Regions from separate parts of the Homo sapiens genome. Here all the other regions are linked to region 1. A link is a loop called in an ENCODE intact Hi-C map of the cell type or tissue named here. Cell type or tissue: GM12878. All regions are shown on one strand.

What was found. Hi-C counts contacts between places; a loop is a spot of excess contacts. Peaks named below come from ENCODE experiments on the same cell type or tissue, not always from the same donor. Only the 100,000 strongest peaks of a DNase experiment are listed, where the experiment ranks them.
Region 2: a loop joins it to region 1, with 5 times the contacts of the local background. A loop is called at or near these places in 1 of 110 quality-filtered maps.
Region 3: it touches region 1 in a loop (7-fold over the local background); 1 of 110 quality-filtered maps calls a loop at or near these places.
Region 4: a loop joins it to region 1, with 2.1 times the contacts of the local background. A loop is called at or near these places in 1 of 110 quality-filtered maps.

What each region holds. Positions count from the first base shown.
Region 1 is chr14:97,541,983-97,546,982 of GRCh38, reverse strand. The region is part of intron 3 of LINC02325 (long intergenic non-protein coding RNA 2325); the gene reads right to left. Among named protein-coding and RNA genes, the nearest start is that of LINC02325, 86 kb to the right of the region's middle. RefSeq lists an enhancer at 4,068-5,000. In GM12878, no CTCF peak of the experiment used is centred here; a DNase peak (open chromatin) is centred at 2,142; H3K27ac peaks cover 327 bases.
Region 2 is chr14:97,439,463-97,444,462 of GRCh38, reverse strand. No RefSeq gene overlaps it. Among named protein-coding and RNA genes, the nearest start is that of LINC02325, 17 kb to the left of the region's middle. RefSeq lists enhancers at 1,650-1,979, 3,889-4,389. In GM12878, no CTCF peak of the experiment used is centred here; a DNase peak (open chromatin) is centred at 1,885; H3K27ac peaks cover 1,522 bases.
Region 3 is chr14:97,304,803-97,309,802 of GRCh38, reverse strand. No RefSeq gene overlaps it. Among named protein-coding and RNA genes, the nearest start is that of LINC02325, 150 kb to the left of the region's middle. RefSeq lists an enhancer at 3,230-3,299. In GM12878, no CTCF peak of the experiment used is centred here; DNase peaks (open chromatin) are centred at 2,752 and 3,342; H3K27ac peaks cover 3,751 bases.
Region 4 is chr14:97,380,604-97,385,603 of GRCh38, reverse strand. No RefSeq gene overlaps it. Among named protein-coding and RNA genes, the nearest start is that of LINC02325, 76 kb to the left of the region's middle. In GM12878, no CTCF peak of the experiment used is centred here; a DNase peak (open chromatin) is centred at 2,794; H3K27ac peaks cover 1,196 bases.

The DNA.
Region 1 (5,000 bases):
TCATTTGCATAAAAGCTGTTACACACAAATTGTTATAAAGACAAATGTGTAGTACTCTCGTTGAAAATTGCTTATATCTCGGGTGCTTCGGCTCCAACGACATAAAGGCCTCTTCAGACTGAAATTCATTCTCAGGTAAATAAAGCTGAAAGTGAAATTTCACCTATTTGAAAGTACGTGAGTGGTTTTTCATGTTGTCTTAAACAGGTTTTGAGAGGCTGGGCCCTCTCCTCCTTTCACGGCTCACCCCCACCGCCTGGCGGGGCCTGGTGGCCCTCACAATACGGAGCACCTCCGAGGGCTTAGGCATTTTGTGCTGGAGCGAGTCAGAGTCCGGCTCCGTGGAGAACCAATAGGCCTTGCAGATACAGGCAGGGCAGGGGGCTTGCAGAGAGGAAAGCACTAACGACGCTCTTCTCTGAAAATTAACGTGCTGGTATACACCGTATCCTTCCATCACGGCCCACCTGCCTCATCAGAGCTCCCTGCCAGCAACTGCCCCGGTAGAATATCGCTCTCTCCATCACACGCTGACCATTGCCATGGGCAGCCGTATTAGGTTGGTGCAAACATAATTACCATTTTTGCCATTGAAAGTAATGGCAAAAACCGCAATGACGTTTGTACCAACCTATATGATTCCTTGAACTTAATGTCCCTTTCCCTTTTCCGGGGCTGCCCCCTCCTGCCGGGAATGATCTTCTGACTTATCCGGAAGAGCTGCAGTGTATTCCTCAGGAGTGTACACTCCAGTGACTGATTTTTTTTTTTTTTCCTTACAGCTCTTTGTCAGTTGCTTGCTCCTTCCCCTGCCCCCTCTACACAGATATTAATATTACTATCAATGAAATAAGTGAATAAGTAATGTTAATTGATGTTACTTATCACGCTTATTACTATGACTCATCCCCTGCCATCTCTCCTACGACCCTTTGCTATCTAAAGGCAGGACCTGTGTCTCGTGCATTTCCATATTCCAATTCCAGGGCCAAAACTCCCCAGAGTAGCCACTGGAAGGAGTTATGTTGAATGAATGGTGAACAGTTACATACTCAAATAATGGGTTGCAGGGTGAAAGAATACCCCATCTGGACTAACTAATTTGAGTCAGGGAACTTCAGAACAGTGGTCCCCAACCTCCAGGCCACCTACTGGTACTGGTGGCCTATTAGGGACTGAGCTGCACAGCAGTTGGTCCCCATCACTCTCATTACCACCTGAGCTCCGCCTCCTGTCAGATCAGCAGTGGCATTACATTCTCATAGAAGCACAAACTCCACTGTGAACTGCACATGTGAGGGGTCTAGGTTGTGCACTCCTTATGAGAATCTAATGCCTGACGATCTGTCACTGTCTCTTATCACCCCCAGATGGAACCATCTACTTGCAGGAAAACAAGCTCACGTCTCTCAGTGATTCTACATAATGGTGAGTTATATAATTATTTCATTATATTTTTACAATGTAATAATAATAGAAATAAAGTGCACAACAAATGTAATGAGCTTGAATCATCCTTAAGTCCTCCCCCACCTCCCCTGGTTCATGGAAAAATTGTCTTCCACAAAACCGGCTCCTGGTGCCAAAAAGGTTGGGGGCTGCTGCTTTAGAACATTATGAAAATCATTGTTGGTGTTTTGCTTTTGTTTTTGGAGGTTTTAGATTTCTTTTTAAATGAGAAGGTATTAAAAAAACGCTACTCATAAAGACTTCCTGATTCAAGCTCACATCAGTCCCTGTTATCATTGAGTTCCCATAAACAATGAAACTGACTTTTAATGAGCATCTACTATATGCCAGTGACTCCAATACAGACTTTATAATAAATATCAACCCTACAGGTACACATAAATACTAATTAATGATAGATAAGGTAACTGAACTTCAGAAGGGACATTTGGCAGATGACATGGACCTTGGAAGTAGAAAATCTAGGCTTTAAGCTTTTCAAGCATTCATGATAACATGCCTTATATTTATAGCAACTTACTGCAAGTAAGATGGGCTTTTTGCATCTCTCATTTCATTTACTCTTTATTCTCATCGCATGAGATAGGTCTAATTACACCCATTTTAGAGATGATGTGGAGAGTGTGGTATAAAAAGAGAAATGCTGGACTTAGAGAATCTGGTTTTGAAACTCAAATATGAAATTTACCAGCTGCTGAGAGGTCATTTCATTCTCACTTTGACTCAACTTCCTCTTCTATAAAATACCACTGGGAAGTCTCCTTCCGTGCCTGGTGACCAGGTCAGGACTTATGTTGAGAAGCTTCCGTATGCGCATGTTGGTAGAGAATTTAAAGTTTCCCAGAGTGAATGTATTAAAATAATTATTAATAGTAATAATAATTTCAACTTGCTTTCCAAATGACTCACTTCAGTTTCAGCTGAGAGAGGCAGAAGGAAGGCAAAGTTGGGAACTTGGAGGTCCCAGGAGGTTGCTGAGTTTCCGTTAGGAGTGGGAGTTGGATTCTGAATTCATGAGAAGTTTCCAGAGAAGCAGTGGCCAGGCCTCTGCACAGATGGTGGGGTACAAATGAGACAGTGGGGAGAGAGAACCTTCCTGATGTCCAAGCAGAAGGAGACAAAGAGGCCGGGCACAGTGGCTCATGCCTGTAATCCCAGCACTATGAGATGCTATGCCATGGCAAAAGAACCACTTGGGCCCAGGAGTCGGAGACCAGCCCTGTCAACATAGTGAGACCCCATCTCTACAGAAAAGAAAAACATTAGCCAGGCTTGGTGGCACACGCCTGTAGTCTCAGCTACTTGGGAAGCTAAGATGGGAGGCCAGCTTGAGCCTGGGAGGTCAAAGCTGCAGTGAGCTCTGATTGCACTACTGCACTCCAGCCTGGGTAGCAGAGCAAGACCCTGTCTCAAACAAACAAACAAACAAAATACAGAAGGAGACTAAAAAAAAAAAAAAAAAGGGATGTTAGTTCTCTGGTTCTCTGAACCACAGCAAGTGGTTTCCTGAATTACAATGTTTGCCTCTGTGTGTAAATCATTTAGATAAGGGCAAGCCATTTTTCCTTCTAATAGAAGGATAGTTCTCTTAATATATATATTCCTCTAACTGGTACTAGAAGTCAAAATATTCGATTAAACAATTGTTGGGGGAAAGGAAACTGGAAACTTAGATTTTTTTAAGTGGAAAGCTACAGGGAAGAAAAAACGTACTTTTTAACTAATGAAGATATTCTATACCTACCTGTTTTCAAAATGGCAGTTAAAAAAATAAATATTTTGTATGGTGTTTTGGGGTAGGTGAAACTTGTATCATTTCAAAAAAGGTGTTGATGAAAAGGACTTTTGAGTTTATGGAGTATGAACAAGAACTCAGACTTCATACTCTCAAAATGAAAAATAAAAGCTGAAGTTTTCAGCTTGGGTATGCATGCAAATTTTTTGACTTTTGGTGCTTTCTGACGAAGTACCGCATGGAAAAAAACATAGCTCCAGCCAGTTGGACAAGAGAGATGTAGAGGAGGTTTTAGATCTCTTTAAGGAAGGAGCACTACAGTCCCAGGGCTGGCCTGTCCCCATGTATTAGGGAAGTACTTAAAGATGCATAGAGAGGACAATGTGATTATTTTAAAGGTCACGGGTCTCGCTGAGATAAGGCTAAAGTGGTCGCCATCTAGCCATGCTGAATTGGATTATGGGGAGATTCTGTTCAGGTCAATTCATCAAGGATTGTCTAGATTAGACATTCATGAAAGTACTGCTGGTAAGTTTGAAAAGGAAACTTAAAATGAAGACAATTATGTAGCTCTTTCAGAATGTTTTATGCAGTCTAAAGATACTATTTTTTGAAAATTGTATATCTGTGACTATGCATAGTCTGAGAACACGTGTATAAAAAAACCATCCAACTGCAGAAATATCAGGGTTCCCATTGAACCATCACATGCAGGTTTGGGGGCCTTAAGGGGAACATTATAAAGAGCACTCCTTCCCCCCATGTGATTTGGAAACCATCAGTCACAATGACACCTTGCTTCTCCAGCAGCTCGAGGAGAAGGAGGCTTCTATCTGCAAGTGGGTGGACTCCCTAGCACGTATCTCCCAGAGTGGGTTACTGCAATCACCGTTTCCCGAGGAACCTAAGACAAAACTGACCACATTCAGGAACACACAGAACTCACATTCTCTGGCACAGGTAGCTTTCTATGACTTTTCCATTTATTTTTAAATAAATGAATAGAAGGAGACCTGAGCCAAGCATCCCAGGGTATTCGTTCCAAAATTCCCAAACAGTTTACCCTTAAAGTAAGGCAAATGAGGGGACAGAGAGAGGCCAGTAGTGCTATGCTAGTGAAATCCCCGCCACCTGGGATAAAACTCCAGGAGAAGAGAAAAAGTACCCCTCCTCCAGCAGCAGTTTGAAATTGGGGCACTGGCTTTCTCTAGAATACAGAGGCAAGACAAGTCCCAAAGTTCAATTTCAAATGGGCCTCCAGCCCTGAAGAGGCAGGCAACCGGGGGTCACAGGGTTTAGAGACCAGGTCCTGGGGAAAGTGGGTGGGAGAATCGGACACAATTACCCTGAAGAAAATATTCAAGAACAACCAACGTGTTTCAAATCTTTTTTTTTTCTTTCTTCTTTGCAGGGGTGAGGGAGCTGATTTGATTTGTTCTCTGGAATTCCAGATGGAAAACCAGGAACAGCGGTGGAAGCTACAGGGAGACAGACTTCAGCTCAATGTCAGGACAAACTTTTCAGCAGTTGGGTGCACCCGAACAAGCTGCCTTGTGAGGGAGTGAGGACCTCTTTCTGGAAGTGTGTTAGCAGAAGCTGGAGGGCCCTCTTTCTGGGATGCTGTGAAGGGGTTTCCTGCTTTGGGTGGGAGGGAGAACCAGATGGTTTTGAGATTCCTCTGGGAGGCTGCATTTCTATGTTTATGCCCTTTCCTGAGACAGACTTGGAGTATTTTGGTGCCTCCTGTGCTTTGGGTATGAAATTCAAAGATGATGCCTGCCCAACTCTTAGTAAG
Region 2 (5,000 bases), 100 kb after region 1:
TCATAATATGCTGACATGTGTAACGGGAATTAAGAGATTCTACCAGCGGAATGAACGTTCATAATTTTTTTTTGAAGCAAATCATTTATTTCAGCTCCGTGAATCACAGTGCAGCAGCAGATCACCGGACATTTATAAATGGCATAATACAACTTTCTCAGGCTTTGTGTCCTTTCTTAAGTAGATTCCACTTAGAGACACTAATTACTGGTTGAATGGAAGCACTCTCTGTGAGGCAAAGCAAAGGAGGTCTATTCAGAATGAAAATAAGCTTCCAGGGGCTTCCAGAGGGGCTGGGACCACTGAAATTCTGCTCTTTGGTATCTTGCTAAGGTGATTTTGAGTTTTAATTGGTTCACCTTTTCAGGGAAGGACCACAGCCTCCCCCAATTCACTCATCACTAACAGACACTTATAAGTGTTCTGTGCATCACACATTGTCCCAGCTACAGGAGCACCGAGAGGATTACGAGGAGGACTTCTGTCTCATTTAACTCCTTCTGGGGATGAGGAGAAGAAACATTTACACCAGTAAACACTTGGAGCTGACACAACAGGTCAGAGATTGTCTAACACTGGTGAGCAGGAGCCTCACCTGGAATGCCAAGGTCTCGGTATAAGAAAAGGCCCTGGGGTCAGACTGGCTGGGTTCAAGTCCCAGCAACTCCATTAATAAGCTACGTGGCCCTGGCCGAAGAACTTGACCTCTCTATGTCTTACTTTCTTCCTTGGTCAAATGGAATTGATCACTGGGCTTCTTTCTTAGGGCCCTGGTGAGAATGTAATGAGTTGACTGACATACAGGAAATGTTTCTGGCACATGGTGAGTTGTTGGGTCATAGTATTTATTTGCTGGGACAATGGTGGGAGATGACGAGAAACCACCACAGAAGCTGCTAGGGAGGGACCAGGTGGTCCATAGATTATGAAGTCAAAGAGGGTTATTCTTGAGCCTTAAGATCTAATGGAATTTGCTTGGGACCTGTGGCTCCTGTCTTCTTTCTGATTTCTCCCATAGGATATCTATGCTATGCCTGCCCCACCATTGTATTTTGAAAGCAGAGAACTTGTCTGGTTCTATAAGTTTACAGCTGAAGAGGAATTTTGCCTCTGAATAAATCATACCTTGAGTTTCACCCACATCTGATTTAGATGCTATTTAGGTGAGCTTTTGGACTTAGAGTTGATGCTGGAATCAGTTAACACTTTTGAACACGTTGAAATGGAGTCAGTGTATTTTGCACGCAGAAAGGACATGAGTTTTGAAGGGCCAGGGGACACATTATTATGAGCAAATTGTGTCCCTCCACAAAAAAAAAAAAAAAAAAAAAAAAAAAATTCAAATAGAACAAGTCCTCCCAGTACCTCAGAATGTGGCTGTATTTAGAGATCGAATTTGTAAAAGGGTAATTAAGTTAAAAATGAGTCCACCAATCCAATATGACTGGTGTCCTTATAAGAAGAGATCAGGACACAGATACAGAAAGAGGGATAACTGTGGGAAGACACAAGGAGAAGGCGGCCATCTACAAGCTACAGAGAGAGGCCTCAGAAGAGACCAAACCTGTGGATGCCTGGACCTTGGACTTCCAGCCTCCACGACTGTGTGGAAATACATTTCTGTTGTTTAAGCCACCCAGAAAAGTGGAACTTGTTAATGGCAGCCTTAGCAAGTTCATGCAGATTTTTGAAAAGATTCCTCAGATACTTCTGCTGGGCCCCACAGAAGAATCTTGGTTGTTGAGAATCTTGGTTTCATATCATGTCATGCAAAGATCCTGGGAGGGCAGAGAGAAGTAGTTCCGGCCTGTCTCACGCAAACCTCTGAGAGCTGTTGCTTATCCACAGAGTGACCTCAGGTGGCTCAAGTTGCCCCTTTGGGTCTCAGCTTCTTCCCCTGAAAAGGAAGGTGTCAAACAATACCACCCACCACTACAGAGTTTTCCAGCATTGGCTTTCTGTAAAATAAATCAAATGAAGTCCTCCATCTTGGCCTTTCCCCCAGCAGTGGGGTTGCATAGAAAAGAAGACAACAGGTTAGCAAGAAAGATGTGGTTTCTGTGGGCCAAAGATCCCCAGCCTAGATGCTGAGACAGTGGGAGGAGGAGAAGATAAAGATTAAACTAGAAATCACAAACTTAGATCCAGAAATTGCCATGGGGCCCAAGACAGTATTTCACACATCTGAAAATTTTCATCCACCTGTCTATTTGCAGCGTTTTAAAAAAGTGTTTGTTCTGCTGGGCCCTTCTCTGCAGTCACCGGTGATGGGGAGAACACACTGATGTGTCTTCCGGCCCTGACTTGATGAGAAGGCAAAGACAGAACCAGGGGCACACTGCCCTGCATGAAGTAGTGGTGCTTGTGGGGTAGATCAAGTTTTGGGGGGATCTTTGAGCTGGCACTTGACGCCCCAGGGGGAGTTTGGAAACCTGCAGGCAGCAGGAAGGAAGAACCAGGGGGCTGGAGGCCACTTTGGGGTGGAGTTTACTCACTTAGGAGAGGGGAGCAAACTCAGGTATTGCGAATGCGGGTTTTTGGTCACTTAATTTGCATTCTTGCATTCAGTCTCCACCGCAAAGCCCTGAGAGGCGGGTTAAGTCATTTATAGGGTGATTAATTTTCTTGCGAGGGATGTAGGCCTATTCCCAAAGGCCTCACATAATTCAAAACTAGCACAATTCAAGATTAATTCTCTGGAGCAGGAAATGTAAAGTAGGGTTTGCATTAGTTCAAAATCTGTGCGTAAACTAAGATGATTGATACATTATAAATCAAAATTTCAGATTTGCGCTATTCAGATTTGCAAAACACACAACCACACCCTGTACATCTTTTGGGGCCAAGAGAACTGATTAGCAGGTATGAAGATGAACTCTCTATCCTTAAGCACACCTGGGGTCAGTGTGCCCAAACCCAGATCACCTCCCCTGGGAGCTTCTCATGTTCATCTCCCCTCCTGCAAGTGAGGATGCTCTGAAGATCGTTTACCTGTAGTGAGACAGGGCAATTTAGTGGCCAAAGTTTCAGCTCGGACTTCAGACAGACATGGGTTCAAGTCCTAGTTTAGCTGTAATCTTGGGTACATACTTCGCTTTTTTACCTCTTCATCTCATTTCCTGTAAAATAGCAATTATATTCATCACACCCGCTTCAGAGGGGAGCCCGCAGTGTTAAATCAGAAAACAAATCTCAAGCACATACTTTTGTGCCTGGCACATGTATATACTCAATAAATACTAGTGTTGTCTGGCACGGTGGCTCCTGCCTGTAATCCCAGCATTTCAAGAGGCCAAGGAGGGCAGATAGTTTGAGCCGAGGAGGTTGAGGCCAGCCAGCCTGGGCAACATGGCTAAACTCTGTCTCTACAAAAAATACCAAAAATAATTATCCAGGCATGATGGTGGGTCCCTGTAGTCCCAGCTAGCTACTTGGGAGGTTGAGGCTGCTGTGAGCCATGATTGCACCACTGCACTCCAGCCTGGGCAACTGAGTGAGACCGTGTCTCAAAATATAAATAAATAAATAAATAAATAAATAAATAAATAAATAAATAAATTAATAACAAACTATTAGCTGGTATCATTGTTAGTTTAGATATTCCGTGTCTCTCCTCCTTCCCTGATACAATACAGGAGAGCTACCCCTATTAGCATTCCCACTTTATAGGCCAGAAACTCGGGTGTCAGGAGAGACGAAGAGGTTTGCTCAATTTTTATAACTAGAAAGATAATAAGGAGATCAGAATCCAAGCCCACCCAGCTGCAATCTCCATGCACGCCTTCCACTCCAACTCGCTCCTGTTGGAGGGGACCACAGCGCACCAGACTATGATGACTGCAAGGCCACGGAGCAGGACTGGGCCTCTCCAGCCACTGTACTTTCTCATGGCCCTGCTACCTGTGTGACCGGTTAGCACAGATGTGCTTCGTGGACGCTGCTGGCATTTCAATAATGCTGGGATATTATGTGCTGTAAAAACAGGACATCATTGCTTACCAGGGGCTTATAAAAATAATTGCAATCCAGGCTGGCCTCTGTCACTAGTAATTTATCGCATTGCTCCTCTTTTTGTTAATGCAGTTTACACGAGTCAAACGAATTATATGTAAATTGGGGAGCATGTTAGACTTCAAGTCGAGAAGTGATATACATAGGTGTGAATAAGATATTTTCGAATTTTTCAAATCCCAAATGGAGGTGGGTGATATGTTAGTAATCGGAGAGGGTGGTGCTCAGGAATGGGAAGCGGGAGGCCCTCCCTCCAGTCTGAGAAACCAAGGGTGACTCTCCATGCTTCCGGCCCACATGACTGCTGCTGCTGCTGCTGCTGCTACTGCTCCTGCTGGAGGGGCACGTCCCAAAGGTGGCCCGGATTCCAGCTGCCCCTCACTGTCGCCAGACTGATACCAGATCTTTAGCCTGACAGTCAGGGTCCCTCCTCCTGGAGCTCCCGTCTTGCTCCTTGGCATCCTCCAATCAACCTGCTATGCTGCTGTCCTGTGCTGGGCACAACACAGCCTAGATGCCTTTGCTCCTGCCAGCCCCAAGGCCTAAAGCGCCCCTGCTTCCTCTTCAACATGCCTGCATCCTGGGAGTCCTCCTATACCCATTCCCCTCACCTGGGCTGAAACCCACTGTGATCTGTGAGAGCTCCCTTGGCAATGCCATGCTTTCTACCCAAGGGTCTGGAAGTTTCTTGAGTGCTCAGGCTGTGTGTTCACTCCTTCCATCATGGGTTCATTCACTCTTTGATTTGATAAATGATCCTTGAACATCTTCCATGTGCTATACTTTGTATAATCTTCTGAGACCCTGGTTCAAGTTCCCACCCTCACCCTCACCTCACTGTGCAAAGTAAAATGCCTATGGTTAAAAGGAAGGAATGAACAGGAAGAATTACTGTTCATTAAACCCACTTTTAAGCTTCTTATGCTATGCTGGGCCTTCTCTTTGGCCTCACACTCAATTCACCTGATAGTCTTTTGAAACATTACTTC
Region 3 (5,000 bases), 240 kb after region 1:
GATAAACAGAAAGGGTTTCAAGAGAGGCAGTGCAAGACTAGTATGTTGCTTTAAAGGCACGAGGAGTGCTGGTGTGTTGAGTTCTTGTCACGTGCCAGGCACTGTGCACGCTTCATTACGTTTACTGATTACAGCAGTCCCTGGCCTCCATATTTTACTGATGAAGAAACTAAGGTCTAAAAAAGTTGTGTGATCTGTCCAAAGTCTCATGACTAATGCACAAGCTCTTTAAAGGTGGCCTAACTTCCTAGTCATCCTGGCTAGAATGTGGGAGATAAATTAAAGGGAGATAAACCTGTGCAGGAAGGCAAGATGTGACTCTTTGGCCGGGCGCGGTGGCTCACGCCTGTAATCCCAGCACTGTGGGAGGCCGAGGAGGGTGGATCACGAGATCACGAGATTGAGACCATCCTGGCTAACACAGTGAAACCCCGTCTGTACTAAAAATACAACAAATTAGCCGGTCGTGGTGGCAGGCGCCAGTAGTCCCAGCTACTCGGGAGGCTGAGGCAGGAGAATGGCATGAACCCAGGAGGTGGAGCTTGCAGTGAGCCGAGATCATGCCACTGCACTCCAGCTTGGTGACAGAGTGAGACTCCGTCTCAAAAAAAAAAAAAAGATGTGACTCTTTCCCTGCTGGATTTTTCATTCCATATTTGATAAAAAGTCATGAATACCTGGGCAGCACCAGGGACCATGCTGGATGTGGTGGTACAAAAACAAATGAAATGCAGTCCTGGCCTTAGTGTGGAGACAAACACATTGAAACGTAATTCACAAATTAGGTAACAGGTTATGAAGAACCTGGGGAGTTGCCCAGAGCAGCCCGTGATCAAGGACAGTCATTTTGCTAAGGCTTGCTGCTACGCCCATTCCAGGCACCCACATCCTGACCCCAGGAGACAGTGGGTCCACTGAGTCTTGCTCCTCTTCTCATCTTTAAAGGATGATCTCGGCCAAGCTTTCATGAAAGAGGCAGAGGGAATCAGTGAAACATCCTCAGAAAAATGACCCGAAAGCCTCCAGCAGAACTCCCTATTCAACAATTACAATCCCTCGCTCCCTAGGTTCTAGTCTTTGCTCACCACTCTACCCAAATGCTATTAATGAAACCCTTTCTCTGCTGGGCCTGGGAGCACCTTTCTCTCGGCAATTTTGGTTTTATAAAGAAACCTTTGATTAAGACTTTACCCCTGTGCCAGGTAATGAACCCAACTCTTTATGCATGCAACCTCACTCAAGTGCACCCTGTGTGCGTTATTTTGCACAGGGGTATAGAGCCATACTTTTAAGTAATTCTCAGTCATTCTGACCACAGTTGCTTTAAGTTCAGACTTCTGCTGCTCAGTGTGCACATGGTATTTCTCTAGCCCTGAATCTCTTGGTCCCCCTTTCCACTTTTCTACTAATCCTGAAGATGCTGCCATCAGGGAAACAGGGCTCTTTGCTCCTGGTCTCTGAGAAAGCCCCAGAGCCTCTGCCACTCTGCAGAGACTGCTGATATGTCTGACTTGGCAGGAAGATGGAGTTCTAGCTTGGACCTGAATAAAAGAGCTTTCCAGTGGGGCAGAAGCTATGGACTCAACAATGCTCCTTATGGATCTGTGAGACAGCTCTCGTGGACAGTGTCACAGCTTCACTGCTTAAGGCAATTGCAGGGGGTGCTGTGAGGGGTCAGGGGAATGGAAGGGTCGACATGCCGCTAGCATCCAGCCCAAAGGCATGCACACTGGGTCCTCAGAAAATGCTGCCAATGATGAGACAAAATGATGGCTGAGTGCTTATTTCTCTAGAACCTTCTGAATACATGGCAGTCCCAGCTTATGTGTGTGAGGTCACTGGGAATTCAATACCTGAACATGTTTCCTCCTTCCCTTTGACCACCAGAAAGCTTGAAACCTGTTTTGAGATCGTTCTCTACCAACTTTAGAGAAATACATGTTGAAAAACATGCATTTGTGGTAGCATTATTGCTCTGTTGATATCCTCTCTTCTTCCCCCGGCCCCCACCACGACGCTTCTCCAACCCAATGATTTGGGGCTTGGTCATGTGATTTGCTTTGGCTAATGGAATGTTAGAAGACATACCTTACATAGAGGCCTCTAGGATGTGAGTTAGTTTGGCATTTGAACTCATGCCAAGGGCCAGGAGAACATGCCCTTGGCCACTGGTCCAAGGAGAATGACAGACATGTGACAGTTCTGGACACACCTGAAGCTCAAAGCCAGGCCCAGTCAACCCAAAGCCTGATAACAAGGTAACAAGATCCCTCTCCGCATGCCAGCTGATCTACAAACCAAGGAATAAAACAAATAAATGCTTGGTGAGTGTCACCCACTGAGTTATGGGGTGGCTTGCTATGCAGCTTTATTGTGGCAACACCTAATCCAGAAACTGCTATCTCTGCCTTTCTTACTACACACTCCCATAGTCAGAGCTTTTTGAAGAATCACTGTTTCATTAATTTGTTTGTTTGTTCATTCATTCACTCACTAATTTAATAAATGCTCATTGAAAGTTTACAGCACCCGGCACTGTCCCAGGTGCCGAGGATGAAGCATGAAGAAGGCAGGCAGGGCCTGTTCTTCCAGCGCTTTCTCTCTAGTGGGTTTGCAAGTGGCATCAGCTTCTCTTCCAAGTGCTGCTGACACCTGTCCTCATGAATGTCTTCACTTTCTCATCTCAAATGATTCACTAGATGAGAAAAACAAGCTTTTATCTCACGTGGGTATGAGGAAGGGAGCAGTTCCTCCAGAAAGTCGTGAGAGACTCAGCAAGTCACAATTAAGAAGCGTTGGAAGCTCATTCATTTTGCAAAATAAAAAATCAGTACTGAACTCTGTTGACTTCTCTAAACCTCAGAGAATGAGCCATGGTTACATTCTAGATTCAAAACAATTTCAAGCTCTTTTGTATGAACAGATGACTCATCTAATACCAGAAAGGAAAGGCTAGGTTTATTTCCCAGAATAAAGCATGCAATCTACATTAAGGGCCAGGATTTCATTTGCTGTTGTTTCAAATATACAATTATTAAACATTACTTATAACTTATTAAAGTAGTTCTATCTACGGCATCAGAACCCACACTATAGCTGTTCCAGGCCTTAGGCTTCCACGTAAAGAATCATCTGAACTCTCCAAGATGCAGACCAGGTGTTCAGAGCATGCATGCTGAATAACGAAAGAAAGAATGGTTGACAGTTTCTGAACCCCCTCAGCTGGAAGACAGCAAGCCAGATATCCTCACAACAGATGGGTTTGGGCCAGCAACCCAAAACATATTTGTCAGAATACTTACTCCCCAAGGTGATAAAACAGAATTCTTGAGAAACTCTGAGCTAAGGGAAGTAAAATGGGATTCTCTGCTACAGGACTTATCAGAGGCTTTACTAGACTAACATGCACTGGAGTCCCCCAAAGGGGAACTCTGTGATGTGGTATCCAAATTCACCCAGCCTGGGAAGCTTTTTGCTCATGAAACATAAACTGGGCACTGCTGACTCAGAGCATCCATCCACACCAGCCTGTGTGCTTCTCAGACATCCCAGCATCCCCAGGTCTTCAAGAGTTTAGACAATACCAGAACCCCCTAACCAGCATGTCTATTAAACCCAACTACAATTAAAGGCAACTTGCAATAAAACCTAAAAAACAAAGACTTTCTCTAAAAAAAAAAAAACCTTCTGGATTGTCAAATGTCCTTCAGTAACCTCCACCATGGAACATACATTTTCTAAGCATGCCCCTAAATACACACATAAGGGCTTTGGTTATTTGAAAATAATGTTAAGATATATTTGTGCTTGCAATTGTGAGGTATATTTTTCCCTCCCTTTTTATATGGCAGATTTGGTTAAGGTATACCTATTCTTGTTTTTTAGTGGGTTTGAGTTTTCTATTTTCAAAAACAGCAGGTTAGTAAGAGCCAAGAGCTGTTAATTTTGCACTGGCTTGCCTTATGCACGTATGACATTCCAAAGTTGATGGCTCTTAAACACAGCCCTTCAGGTGACTTCTGTCACATCGAAAGCAGATTCAATTATGAGCTGTATGGTTCCAGTATATTTTGTTGTATTATAATTCTTTGAAAACTGGTAATTCATGCATGGCATATATGAGAACTCTCTATTAACCAGAGTATTTGATTAATGAGCCTGGTGTGTGCTTTCATCATGCTGAGTTACTGACTTTACTCCACCTGGGTGGATGCAATACCAAAACCCATTCAGTTTCCTTGTTTTGTTTTAAAGGATTATAACAGCACCGTACAACAGCAAGAACAAATACCATGGGACCTGGTGACAGAAAACGTGGGCTTCAGCCCAAGTTCTGCAACTGTATTTCCAGGATAATACCTAGTACCCAATAAATGTTCAATAAACTATTATTGGATGGAAGAGTAGATATATTGATACATTTATAAATGAAAAAATATTAGAAATGGAAGAAAGAAGACTTTCTGACTCCCCCTGTCTGTGTTCAGTGTCCCTGTTCTCTATTTTCTTAGGATCCTGTGCAGACCTCTAATAGCATTTGTGACATTACACTGTAAATGTCTTTATTTTTGGCTTCCTCATTGATTGGAGCTCCTTGAGGGAAGGGGCTTTGTTTTAGTCCTCTTTCTTTCTCTAGGATTTCATGGCTTCCAGCCCTTCAGTTAGCATCCGGTAAGTGGTAAGTATTTCTGTTTTCACAATGAACTTGCATTGCTTTAATACAATAAAAAGGAAGTAAAGTTTACATTAACAGTAATAAGAGAGAAGTCCTGATGTTGGGATCTGGGGTGAGAAGACTGGGCAGAGGAGCGTATCAGAGGAAGAGGTCATGGAGATGGCAGTCAAGCCCAAGTAGTAGAAAGAATGGTGTTGCAGTGGTCACAACCAGGGCCAAGGCAAGGGGGAAAGGCCTCAATGTCTACTCTTGACATTTTGACATCTTAGCTCTCCCTACTGCCCTAGGAAGTAGAAGATGAGAATTCACATGTGAATTTGTGCCT
Region 4 (5,000 bases), 160 kb after region 1:
CTGGGATCCTGGCAGTGCTTTTCACCCTGTGGGTACGGTGAGATTTTCTTGAGCTGGGATCCTGAAAAGAGCCAGCCATTAATCCCATATAAAAATAAGGTCTGTCCAAAACCATTACAAAGGTATTTGAAAACTCAAGACATCAGGGGGGAAAACAGGCCTGAAATCCACCAATAATCTGAGATTTTGTAGCTTGTCCAGGTTGGAAGTGACCCTCTGGCTCACCTATGAGTCTTGGATATACAAATGATGCCACACATATACTCTACATAACATATGTCCCCGAGGAATGTACAAGACTGTATATTTCATGGAGTCAAGACCCCACTGCTATGCTAATTGTAGTATTTGTGCATAACTTTCCATATCTGTCTTCATGCTTCCCAAATTGCCCATTTATAACTCTTAATGCAAATGCCATTTTTAAAATCAATTCTTTCCTCTGTTAATTTAAAGACTTCAACAAATGTCAAGACAATACAGGCAATTCCAACCAAACAGCAGTTGGCAAGAGCCAAGATTTATGCTCTGTTTATATCATATTGAAATGCAACAATACCAGAAAGGAAAAAGAAAAAAGAACAAGCAAGAGACAAATCCACAAGGCTTTAGTGAATCATTTTGTCATCAAACAATACATTGAGACAGGGATCAGGACAAAATTTCGAGCTTAAACTTGTACTTCTCCACCGAGTACAACCAGGGTACCATGTGGTATAGCAGAGAGACAATCTAGAATCCTTACATATAGTGTTATTCATTCATTGAACTCTTATAAAATTTGATTGAGCACTTTCTGAGTATCAGATTCTGCTGGGTGCTTGAGATTCCTAAGTAAATGACACCATTGTCCATTGGGGGAACAGCATCCAGTAGGGTGCTTAAGACCACTAGATTCTAGCTGTGTTGCCACCATGCTTGGAAAAGGTTGACAGAAGTAACCCATTCAACACACTTCTTGGAGCCAAAGGAGCACTTTTTTTTTTTTTTTTTTTTTTGAGGTGGAGTCTTGCTCTGTCGCCCAGGCTGGAGCGCAGTGGCACAATCTCTGCTCACTGCAACTTCCGCCTCCCAAGTTCAAGCTATTCTTCTACCTCAGCCTCCCAGGTAGCTAGGACTACAGGCATGCGCCACTATGCCCGGCTAATTTTTTTTTTTTTTTTTTGTATTTTTAGTACAGATGGGGTTTCACCATGCTGGCCAGGCTGACCTCAAACTCCTGACCTCAAGTAATCTGCCCGCCTTAGCCTCCCAAAGTGCTGGGATTACAGACATGAGCCACTGCACCCGGCCTGGAGCACTTTCAGTAGTTACTACATTTGTTTAAGGTAAAGTATGGATGCGAGGAACTAGACCCAAAATTACAGTGACCTAAGCAATCAGAGCTTTTTTTCTCTCACCTACGTGGAGGCAGGCAGGCCAGGATTGGGATGGTGCCCTATGGAGTCAGTCTCCTTCTATGTTGCTATACTCTGTATATGCCTCCATTTCCAAGGTGGCTGGTCCTGTGCTAGTGGAAGAGAAAATCGGAGTGTTTTCCAGGAATTTTACAGGCCACTTTCACTTTTATCAGGCTGGACCCATAGCACATGGCTTTGCATAGCTACACAGGACTGTGGGAAAATGCACAGTATTAAGGTTACCCTTGCGTCAGCCAGAATTCTGTAACTATGGAAGAGGAGGCATGGATATTGGGGGTATTCACAGCCTACACAGGTCTCTTCCGTCCTTCATCACTGGATAACTGGACTCAGTTTACCCATCTTGAATCTTCCTTTTCTTATCCATAAAACAGTAGGTCCAAGTAGATGGATTCAAGGGCACCTCTCACTCCCAAAAACTATGAAGTGAAAGAACACACCCATGAAAATAAATGAATAACATCTTGGGATTGTTTAAAGTATACAAAATGAACACCACTTTACCGCTTGTTAAAAACACAGAGCACTCATCCATGCCAGTGAATATTATTAGTTCTTGGTCATTGGAATCAAAATTTCCCTGACCGCACCGTCTTTGCAGCATTTTGACTGAAGTTTTCCCTGGTTCATTCATTTTCGGTACTGGCTTTATCACCTTAAGTGACAGAAGCATTTTGTGCCTTTCTGTGTCTTTCTTGAATTTCAAAACTGTTCTCATCAAAAGTTGGCATTGCCTTTTTCCAGGGAAACCCAGCCGAACCAGAGAATAACCTAATCAGCAGGTTTCAGAGGAAATTAAAGTCGGATCACTGCCTACCGCACCCCATCCAGCTGCAACGAGACATGCCTTATCAATGTTTCTTTTTTAATGTTCAGACATGTTACGTTAAGCCAGCTTATGCAGGGAAAGAATTTACTGATTAGTTCCTGATTTGCTCCATAATTGGTTATGGCAATGGCTTCCACTATGCTAGCTAAATAAAAAATAATTTTTAAAAAAAGCTTACAGGTAATTTGTTGCAAGGCATTTGACAAAGGTACAGGTCCCATCACACAAGAATCATAGTTAAACTTAATGATGACTCCATCTAAAGTTTTTATTTATAGCTAATGCAAACGTTTAAAAAATGTACAGACATTAATTATTAGCAGGGTTTTTTTAAGCCGAAAGTAAGAGTTGAATAAACGTACTTTAAGACACTTAAAGCAGAGGCATTCTTTATAAAATGACTAGCTAAAGAGTCCCTTGGGTTGCCTTTTAACGGCTTTCAAAGCTCTAATAGCACTTTTTCCACCAAAGACACACCCCTTGAATCCTCTGAGAGATACAATAGCATAATTGTTCTTTTAGGTTTCAAGGCCTTGACATATCTGTCAGGGAAAGAATAGTGAATAATAATACCAGAACTATTTTATGCAAATTCCACTTAGAGGTTTCAAGATTTCCCTGAGACGGATCTTGCCCTCTTGTTGACACTTGCATTGTCACATCAGCTTTACATAAGAAAGTGGTGAGAGTTTGCCTTTTGTTAAATAATTCTCATTTTAAAAAAATCTTTAGATAAAGTTAAAAAACAAATACAAAAACAATGAGATGGAAACATCAATTTGGAGATGTATCAAAGGGAAAAACAGTATTCACTGGAATGATTTTTGCCCCCTGCAGCTAATCACTTTGCCAATGAAATTCTTTTTTAACTTAAACCATGATGGCATAAAAGGGATGTTTATGAAGATGCAATCTATGCAAACACACATGTTACATGACCCAGCACACAGGCCACATGGATGTATTTTCCAAAGGCCCGAGTTCTTCATTCACCTTCCTCCCGATGAAAGGTGCTTACAGCAATCACATCTCTACAGCACATCGATTAATACAGTTAATCCAAAAAGCAACCCATTAGTCTTGGAAGCAGATCACAGGGTCAAATAGCAAAAAGAAAATACATAATGTTAGTGCTAAAAGACACCTGTGAGCTCATCAACGCCTACAGCCCTCCAGCAATTGAGAAAATCCTTATTAGGCTATCAAAATACAAATCACAAATAAGGTTCATTTCCTCCAAAACAAAGGACAAGAAAACTCCACTCATGTAGAAAGGAGTCCAAATGATTAGCAACTTGGCTGCCCATGAAGAGAGATCATCCCACATTATACATTCATTCACCCATGCATTCATTGACTCATTTATGCTTCAAATCTTTACTGGCCACCCTCTATGGTGCTAGATCTACAATTGGGTTCTGGAAATTCAAACATGTATTAGACATATTCCCTGTTCTCCAGGACTCATAATCCAGTGAGACACATAAATAAATGAATATGTGTCCAAGCCAAGGAATGCCTGGAACCACCAGAAGCTGGAAGACATTGGGGAGGACTCTTCTCCCACAGCATTTGAAGGGAGTGCAGTCTTGTGGGCATCCAGATAGTCTATTAGGTTGGTGCAAAAATAATTATGGTTTTGCCACTACTTTTGCACCAACCTTATAGTCTAGGCTGATCTGAGTGATTCACTGTAGCTAATAGAAGACAACAGATGTGACCATGTGTGACTTCAAGAACAAACAAACATAATAGCAAACACATTGCTTCCACTTTGTTCACTATAGAACAGTCATGCTTGGAGCCCAGAGTGGCCATGTGAGAAGCCTCAATATCCTTAGGCAGCCACGCTGTGAGGAAGCCCAGGCCACATGAAGAGGCTGTGTGTATGTTATCTCATCAACAACCCCAGGTACCAGGGATGTGAATGAAGATGCTACCAGATGATTCCAGACCTGGGCCTTTGAGTCACCACTGCTGCTTGAGTCTCCCTGGCTGAGGCCTCAGAGATCCTGTGCCATGGGAGATTGGCCTAGCTGGTCTCCTTTTCCAAATTCTTAACCAACAGAATGTGTGAACATCATAAAATGGTGGCTGTAAACTGCTAAGTTTAAAGGTCCAATGGGCTGAAAGTGTCCCCCTCAAAATTCATGTATTGAAATTCCAACCCCCAAGGTGTTGGTATTTGAAAGTGGGGCCTTTAGGAAATGATTAGGTCAAGAGCATGGAGCCGCATGAATGAGATCAGTGCCCTGAATAAAGGGACCCTGGAGAGCTCTGTAGCCCTCTTTCCCACATGTGAGACTATAATGAGAAGACGGCAGTCCGCACACCAAAGGAGAGCCCTCACTAGAACTGGCCCATGCTGGCACCTTGATCTTGAATTTCCAGCCTCCACAACTATGAGAAATAAATATCTGTTTTTTATAAGCCACCAGTCCATAGTGTTTTGTCATAGCAGTGCAATCTGACTAATGTGAGGGATGACTTGTACACACCGATAGTAACTGGAACATCGGCAGCAGAGGTTGGGCAGAGGTGTGTCTCTGGCTCTCCTGGGTGAGTCAGCACAGAGTTGCTCACTGCCGCCTCTTGAAAAGGTCACCTCCTCCTACTCTATTCAGCTGAATCTCAAGGCCAAGGTGAGAGAAACACAGTCACATTCCACGAGTGCAAAATAAAGGGCATTGACTCAAAGCAAGCAGTGCCCTGGAGGGCAGCTAAGTATGGTGCAGAGTGGTGATTTCGGT